Linked DNA regions of Homo sapiens: region 2 is linked to region 1. A link is an interaction called in ENCODE POLR2A ChIA-PET data of the cell type or tissue named here. Cell type or tissue: PC-3. All regions are shown on one strand. Links, peaks and the distances in the headings refer to the core of each region. The heading gives the core; the rest is flanking DNA.

Evidence for each region. Peaks named below come from ENCODE experiments on the same cell type or tissue, not always from the same donor. Only the 100,000 strongest peaks of a DNase experiment are listed, where the experiment ranks them.
Region 2: POLR2A ChIA-PET joins it to region 1 with 8 read pairs; 1 of 35 experiments calls an interaction of 5 or more read pairs at or near these places.

What each region holds. Positions count from the first base shown.
Region 1 is chr2:142,424,411-142,429,091 of GRCh38, forward strand. No RefSeq gene overlaps it. Among named protein-coding and RNA genes, the nearest start is that of LRP1B, 300 kb to the left of the region's middle. In PC-3, for the core only: no CTCF peak of the experiment used is centred there; no DNase peak of the experiment used is centred there; H3K4me3 peaks cover 1,011 bases; H3K27me3 peaks cover 372 bases.
Region 2 is chr2:142,863,148-142,867,828 of GRCh38, forward strand. It overlaps LOC105373652 (a long non-coding RNA gene), which reads right to left. Exons shown (of 5, transcript XR_923389.3): 4 at 2,287-2,412. Among named protein-coding and RNA genes, the nearest start is that of KYNU, 12 kb to the right of the region's middle. In PC-3, for the core only: no CTCF peak of the experiment used is centred there; a DNase peak (open chromatin) is centred at 4,214; H3K27ac peaks cover 839 bases.

The DNA.
Region 1 (4,681 bases), core at 346-4,345:
TTGACTACATATTAAAAAGACTTATCCGGTTTTACCATGAATTTTACTAGAAGATGAAAGCTGGATAAGAAATTGAAATTGAATTGCTTTTCCAAAATGGAATTGTTTTAAATATCACCCAGTGAATTAATCTCTGACAATCATTATTGTATGATAATATTTACTTCTTCCGGACTTGGCAATGTAAATGGTTATGCTTCCTGCTTTTTAGAATCTTTGGATGACAAAAACAATAAACATAAACATAGAAAAGCAGGCAAATGAATCCCACTATATAAAAATCCTAAGAGGTAGTGCTTTGAAAAAAGATAAGTTGAAAAAGTAAATTCAATAAGGAATGGCTTATATTTTAAAAGTGACCCTCTGTGGGAAATTAAATACATATAAGCAGATGATATGAGATAAGAATTGGAAATGTTCTTTGGGTATTCCTTTCAACATTCCTAGTGTCTGTAATGATATTCATTGTACAGCACTTTCATATCTACTATCCCTCTTTTTAAATCCTTCAAATATATTAAAAGTTATTTACATATTATACATATTTACAATCCAACTCCCATAAGCCAGTCCAACAAAGTTTCTACAGAAATTGAATATCAATTGCTTAAAATTAAATAACCGTGTGCTGAAAGTTTGTTTCCTTTTACTTTTTTATTCTTTCTTCTGTTTTATTAATTAATTGACTAATTAATTTCGGAAACATTTATCTCTTGGCATTTTTTGCCTGTATATGCTACACAGAGTATTTAGTCTCAAATTATAATTAGCATATCTTTCCGTTCCCCTGTACATATTTTTCTTTGTAATTGTAGTTTGTTCTTTTTATTTATTGAAGTAACTGGGTCTAAAAGTCTTATACTCTACTACCTTCAGAGGTTGAGTTACTTTATCCCCTTCTCCTACATATGACCTGCAATCTTTCATTCAAGCTGTTACATTTTCTTTAAACACAAAATATAGGAAGGTTTTAAGAAGCCATATACCATCATTCTTCACCTTACTCTGATTTCCTTCTTCCTCTTAGACAAAAGTTCCACTTCCTCAGATCATTCTTTCCTAATCACTACCAAAGTACAAATTGTGTCTACTTCTCTCTTTTTATTTTCTACTTTTTCATTTGCATAATATTATTTTCATAATCTGCACTTTTTTTCATTCTAAATAATATTTTCAGCAGACTCCCTTCACAAAAGGCTCAACATGAGTAGGAAAAATTAGAAACTTCCCTTTAGTCATTGTGTCTTCCTTTTAAATGTTGAAACATGAAAGTTATACTGCAACAGACGTTTGTATTGATTCTGCTTAACCTTGTACCTTCAGTGGCAGGCATATAAACTGCAGCTTGCTTGAATTTGCCCTGCTGCTTGAGAAGGGAGAGTCTGCAGAACATGCATGAAGCTGATATTCATCACCCGTAACTAATGTTCACGACAATTAATACTTGTCTGGGTGTGAACCACAGGTAATACACCACTTCAAAAAGCTCAGCACTTCTTTTCTTTTCCTTTTCTTTTCTTTTCTTTTCTAAATGTATTTAATATCCCTTTCTTATCCACATGCATGGAAAGTATTTTTACTGCTCTTCCATTTTGATAAATCATATGACTTTTGTGTATCAAATTTCTCACTTTGCATTTTCTTCTGTTGACTCATTCAAAATTATCTGGTATGATTTTTATATACGTTAAATATTCCCCCCTTTATTTTTCTCGGTCGGAGAAATATCAGCACAAAGGCGTATGTTACAAATGCAATCTGCATATTACTTTCTTTTTCGCATCTCTACACTAGTCTGCTTTCAAATGTGGAATGCATTTCTCTGAAAGGGAGCACTCAATCCATAATCACAGCAGAAGCTAAATGGGCCCTGGGGCCTCACTCCTGGTCCATTATCTTTCTTTTCCCATCCACTCATTCAGAGGATGCCAGTCACACTGGCAAATGAAGCATTTTTGCATCCAAGACATTATTCATCATCTTTGTATTTTCTTAAAGAGAAGATAATTATTTGCTTGTTCAAACATCATAAATAACTATTCTATGTTTTCCTTTGAAAACATTTGAAATTTCTCATCTGTCAATTGAACAGCTATTTTTGTCCTTGATAGCTGATATCTTCTATTCTCAAAGTCCCTCAGTGGAACAGACTGTACTGGATATAATGATGTTAAAGCCTTCCAACTCCAAATCTTCCTTTCCCAGCCCCTCAAATTCTGTACTATTTCAGGTGCTTGTTTAGAAAGCTTCGGAAAATCTTATCAGCGCCTCCAATGCCTCCCTACTGGGTGTCTGGAGCTACTACTCTCAGGAACAAATGTCTGCACGTGACATCAAAAACTGAATACCCAGCCAGCCCCAGTTCAAGCATATAGTTTTGATGACTTTATACCTGGTACTACTTCTCACTTTCCAAATGTTTTCTAACTGAAATTCTTTATATAACAATATGGATTTAGCACTTACTATAAACAAGCAGTGTCCTTAGCACTATGCATCTTTTTAAATTATTTTTTATTTTTTTTAGATGGAGTCTCGCTCTGTTGCCCAGGCTGGAGTGCCGTGGCATGATCTCAGCTCACTGCAACCTCCGCCTCCTGAGATCAAGCAATTCTACCTCAGCCTCCCGAGTAGTTTGGACTACAGGCTAGCGTTACCACGCCTGGTTACTTTTTTGTATTTTTTTAGTAGATACGGGGTTTCACCATGTTGGCCACGCTGGTCTCAAACTTCTGACCTCAAGTGATCTGCCCACCTTAGCCTCCTAAAGTGCTGGGATTATAGCCACCCCACCCAACCACCTTGCATCTTTTAATTCAGGCAAACCTTAGAACAATCTTATGAGGTAGACACTAGGTACTATTATTGTTTTCATTTTGCAGTTGAGGAAACCACAACACAGAGAAGTAGATTAACTTGTCTGCTGTAAACAGCTAGTAGATGACAAAAGATATTTGAGTAAATAAAGTCTCAGGTCTCTTGTTAAATCCTTCACTTTTTATCTATAGCAAAAAATTCTGAAATGTTTGTCAAGTATAAAAAAAAACCAAATCCAAGAAACCTGCATCAGAATGTGTCTGAATTTTGTTTGTTGACAAACATTTGAATCTTATTAAAATTTGTTAAGGTAATTTAGCATATTTCAATTATCAAATTTATGTATTTAATCTTATAATCATGCTTTATTATTTTAAGTGTTTCCATTACATTTTCTCTTTTTAGGATGTAGGATATAGTTTCTTTTGTTCTCTTTCTTTAGTTACTTGATAGCTATATGACTCTTCATAGTTCTATTAATATTAGTGATTAACATTTCTAAATAACATACTCAAACCTGCATTACTCTTATTATCACAGTTAAATTGATATACTTTATACTGATTCTTTCTAAAGAAGGTATAAAATTTAGCACACATTTATTTCTATTCATAAGTTTGTTCCTATTTAATATAATTTCTGTGTTTTTAGCTTCAGATTTACTTTGTTTTTATATTATGCATGTCTTTTTCCAAATATTAATGTGGCATTTGTGTTCAGTTTAAGTCCTAATTTTTTCAATTCTGCTTAACTGACTTTATTCTGACCCTCATGCTATTTTTGCCATGACTTACAAATTCTTAACTTCTTTATTCTGATACATCCTTCAAATAGCTGGAATATGTCTGAGGGTTTTTTTTCCCCACCTTTTAAAAGCATGCAAACTACGTTGTTGAGACATGTGTATCTGAGAATTGTTTTCTTTTCCCTTTAAACATAGCCATTATAGAGTTCTTGGTGGCAATATTTCTCCCTCAAAACTCTGTTGATATTTCAGTATCTTCTGGAGTGCGTGATGTAGAAAGAGTTTATGTCAACTTGATATTATTCTTGTGCATGTAAACTTTATTTTGTCTTGCCTAAATGTACTTAGGCATTCTCTTAACTCAGACATTTTTAAACTTTCACCAGGCTACTTAGATATTGGCATATTTTAGCTAATAAATCAGGGGGTTCAAATTATTTTTTAGCTGAGGTAAGTTGTCCTCTTCTAAATTCTCAATTATTATTTCTATCCTATTTTCATATATAAATAAAAACAAACAAATAAGCACCAACCTTTATCTAACACTGTACGCCAAAGTGACTCAAAATTGATTACAGATCTCCGTGTAAAAATCTAAAACTATAAAATCCAACAGAGGTGAAATTTTTTTGACCTTATGGTAAGCAAAACTTTCTCAGATCAGACATAAGGCACAAAATATAAAAGAAAAAGATTGATAAAATGGATGTCATCAAAACTAAGTTCTCCTCCTTTTCATTACAAAAATAAAAAGATAAGCCTCAGATTGGGCAAAATTATTTTCAATATGATTATCTGACATGTGATTTGTTTCTAGATCCCATAAAAAATTAGGAAAACAAACCAAACAAATACAAACAATTAAGGTGCAGACAAATACTTAGGAAACATTCAACAAAGGAGATAAGATTTTCAATACCATTAATCATCAATGATATGTAAATTAAAAACACAATGAGATACCACTACATAACAATAAGAATGGCTGTAATAAAAAGACTAGCCACATCAAGTGTTGTTGAGGATGTGGAGGAACTCAATCTGTCATGTTTTTTTGATGAGAAAGTGAAATGGTATAGTCACTTTGAAAAACCAGGAGAAATATATATATATATATAT
Region 2 (4,681 bases), core at 327-4,326, 440 kb after region 1:
CAGTAAGTAAACGAGAGGGAGTAGGTTCATGTGTGTATACTCTGCTCTGGAACCCTCTCTGACTTCCCCAGGCAGAACAATTATTACATCTTGCCATTCCATGAGGATGTAATTTCAGAATATTTTGAAGGGCTCAATTCTAATCATGTTCTCTGGAGATCTAATAGAGTAAATATAAATATAAAATAATTACTTTTCTTGAAAGATTTCAGATCAGCTATGGACTTTTATTGCATTAATCAATAAATTCAATTAATTTATCAAGTAGATTACTAGATATTACAGATTTAGAAATTATACATATGCTAGGGTTTTCCAAACTGAGCTAACCCTCTTAATTCAATGGGCACTGTAAGTGTACTCATAATTGTTTTGTAAACCATATGTCAATAGACTCTATTCTCACAAACATAAAGGAAAGTGTCTCTTTTATTGCTTTGTACTGTAATTGTACTGTAGTCAAGACAGAGAGCACAAGAAGAAAGAGTAATAGACACAATAGGGATATCTCATACAACATGAGTTGGACTCATTAAATAAACAAAGACTTTGGGTCAACAGTTAAGCTAAGAGACAGAGTTGCAAAGAATAAGCTTTTCCTATGATCTCTAGCTGAAAATGTAAACACAGTCTTTTTTGTGGACATGCAGTGGAAAGGATTAGTTCTAACTCTCTGCCGGTATGTGTGTGTATATGTTTCTCCTGCCGTCCCTGGGATTGCTCATGATAGAAGCAACTTCATTTTTGAGAGAGTAGGCTGTGGGGTGTGACAATGAGGAAAGAAGTACTGGTAAAGAATTTCCTCTTTGTAATGCTTCTACAGCTAGAGTTTAATAATACCAGGGGGCATTCTTATTAATGTGATGGCTTTTTATTTTTTTTGAGACAGAATAATCACTCTGTCACCCAGCCTGGAGTGCAGTGGTACAATCTTTGCTCACTGCAACCCCGCTGCCCAGGTTCAAGTGATTCTTGTGCCTCAGCCTCCTGAGTAGCTAGGATTACAGGCACACACTACCACACTCGGCTAATTTTTGTATTTTTAGTAGAGACAAGGTTTCACCATGTTGGCCAGGCTGGTCTCGAACTCCTGGCCTCAAGTGATCTGCCCACCTTGGCCTCCCAAAGTGCTGGGATTACTGGCATGAGCCACTGCACCCGGCCTAATGTGATGGTTTTTTTAATGTGATGGCTTCTTTAAAAAAAAAAGGGTTTGTTTTATTCTGGTGGATTTTTTAAAATTTTAATTAAAATTGTTTACCTCTGCCATGTTTTACTTGTAAAATTTTGTTAGTGAAAATTAGACTAAAATAAATTTTCTGACCAATGACTAAAAATCATCATATTTCAACATGCTTTTCTATTTGAAACCAGAAGTAAGTCCTTGCATATTAAAGGATTTTAAGCTTAACCTGTTAAAAATATTGTTTGTGTGGAATAACTTTCTCTTTTGTCTACTTAATGTATGCCTACTCAAGCTAACAGCCCAAGTTATACTCATGCTAGATCTAGACAGTAAACTGATGCTCAGGCATATGGCTCAACATTGATTTTTTTTGTTTTTATTGTTTTTAAATTTTCTAGTCCATTGTCATAATGCTTTTATTTTTGGTGTTGATTTTAATTTGTGATATTTTAATATAATTTATTTTATTTATTTATTTATTTATTTATTTATTTATTTATTTATTTATTTTTATTTTTTTATTTTTTGAGTCGGAATCTTGCTCCATCACCCAGGCTGGAGTGCAATGGCTCAATCTCAGCTCACTGCCACCTCCACCTCCAGGGTTCAAGCAATTCTCCTGCCTCAGCCTCCTGAGTAGTTGGGATTACAGGCACCTGCCACCACGCCTGGCTAATTTTTGTATTTTTAGTAGAGATAGGGTTTCACCATATTGACCAGGCTGGTCTCTTGGCCAGGCTGGTCTTGAACTTCTGACCTTGTGATCCGCCCGCCTCAGCTTCCCAAAGTGCTGGGATTACAGCGTGAGCCACCGCACCTGGCAATATATTTAATTTCTTAACATAACTATTTATTAGTAGATTTTGGTGAAAAGAGACAACACAGTGGCAATATAATCTAATTCATTATATAATTTAATAACCTGAATTCAGGACACATTTGATTACCTCCTATGTAAAAGGCAGTAAAGAAAGATAAAACTTCATGCTCAGGTAACAAATATTCTAGTAAAAAAAGGTAATTATCTTGGTCCGTTTGCGTTGCTATAACAAAATACCTTAGACTGGCTCATTGATAAAAAATAAAAATTTATTTCTCACAGTTCTGGAGTCTGGGAAATCCAAGATCAAGGTGCTGGCAGATTTGGTGTCTGGTGAGGGCTGCTTTCTGCTTCCAAGATGGTGCCTTATTGTTGCATCCTCTGGAGAAGGAGGTAAAGCCGTGTCCTCACATGGTAGAAGGAGAATAGAAAAGAAAAAGGCTCATTTTTCAGAGATAATGCAGTCTAGGTGTCCTCATATGGCAAAAGGCATGGGAGCAGGGAGGCAGCTCTATGATGCATTTTTTAAAAGGGCATTTATCTTATCCATGAAGGCAGAATTCTCATAGCCTAATGACCTGCGAAGCACCCCACCTCCTAATACCACCTCCTAGGGGGTTAGGTTCCATCATATGAATTTTGGAGCAATACATACAAACAAATCACAGCAGCAATCATGTGTACAGGTAAAGTGAGAACTTAGCCTATACTAAGGGTTATTAAGAGCAGTACAAAAACTGCTACAAGTACAAAAATAAAGGGATATGTTTGTCCTTAGTAACCCAAGGAAAAGAGTGGAGTGAGATTGAAAGAGAAGACAAAGGAGAATGAGAATAGAAATTAACTGAGATTTGCACTGTAAAAGAAGTGATAGGAACGAAAGCTTTCAATGTAGAGGCTGTCAGCAGAGAAGGCAGTTTTTGATTTGTCAATTAGGAAGTCATTAGACCTTTGTCAGAGAGGAGGTTCAGTAACACTGTGGAAGTGAAAGTAAGATTTAAGGGGAACTTGCAGTTAAAGGGGCAGACTAGCCACTTTTACACTGCTCTTCTCTTTAAAGCCAAGAGAATATGAAAAAAAAAAAAGCTTTTTAGAAAACTGAGAAGAAAATTCTGTCTTTAATAAAAGTTAATAGCTATAATCTTAAACCACAAACTATTATATTAAGAATAGCTCTTGAATAAAATGAAGTTTCAGACCTACGAAGTCCAAGTGTGGGGCCAGACACAGTGGCTTATGCCTGTAATCCCAGCACTTCGGGAGGCCAAGGCAGGTGGAATGTTTGAGCCTAGGAGTTTGAGACTAGCCTGGGCAACATAGGGAGACTCCCATCTCTATAAAATAAAAATACAAAAATCAGACAGATGTAGTGGCATGCGCCTGTAGTCTCAGCTTCTCAGGAGGCTGAGGTGGGAGATTGCTTGAGCCTGGGAGGTCCAGGCTGCAGTGAGCCACTGAGCCATGATTGCACCACTGCACTCTAGCCTGGGCAGCAAAACCTGACCCTGTCACAAATAAATAAATATAAAAAAAGAAGCTAGGCATAGAGAGTGCACTCTTATCTTTTGTGAGCCAGGGAGTTCTCCCTGGACAGGAGGTATGGTCCCGTGGAATACAGTGAAGAATATCTTGGCTAGGTGTGGTGGCTCATGCCTGTAATCCCAACATTTTGGGAGGCTGAGGTGGGAGAATTGCTTGATCTCAGGAGTTTGAGACCAGCCTGGGCAAATTAGGGAGTCTACCAAAAAAAATTTTAAATTAGCTAGGTGCAGTGGCACATGCCTGTAGGGCTGAGGAGGGAGGATCACTTGAGCCTGGAACTTGGAGGTCGAGGCTACGGTGCACTGTGATGGTGCTACTGCCTTCCAGCCTGAGCAGCCAGAGTGAGACCCTGTCTCAAAAAATTAAAAAAAAAAAAAAAATCTTACCCAGAGTAGTAATTTTGGAAAATTGGATAGACCAGGGAGCAATCCCTAAACTCCATTCCACTCTGAGTATTGGAAAGAGACATAAGACTGAAGGAGACAGTGTATAGAAAGTACATAGCCATTACTATAAAGCATTGCAGCAGGTTTGATAGGGAAGTAAAGATCAGCAGCCATTGGCTTCAAACATGATGATCAAGTTTAGCTAAGTCATCTTGCCACATGAAACCTACGTTACCTGGTGCTAAACTTGAGTCGTGTTGATTTCCTGCTTTAATAACAAAGAGAATTGGGCCATACCAGGCAGATAAATCCACACATACCTCCAGGATACCTCATACCTCCAGTCATACTTCTGATTTATAGAACATGTTACCTCCTTCAGAAGTAATTATCTTATTTCCTCTCTATCTTATTGTATTTTTAAAAATTTCTTGCAGAGATGGGGCCTCACTTTGTTGCCCAGGCTCATCTTGAGCTCCTGGCCTCAAGCAGTGTTCCTGCCTCAGCATCCCAAAGCATTGAGATTACAGGCATGAGCCACCACACCCAGCCGGAAACATTTTAAAAAGAGACAACAAACTGACTGGAGTACAAAGTAATATCTCAAAGTTAGGATTGAAACTCAAGTTGATTTCCTAAAAAGGGCAATCAAGAAAGAAAATATTCCTGCCTTCTGATCAGTGGTGAATGGGAAAAAAGAAAGAAAGAAAGAGACACAAAAAAGAATATTGCAAAGAAAAGAAGTAA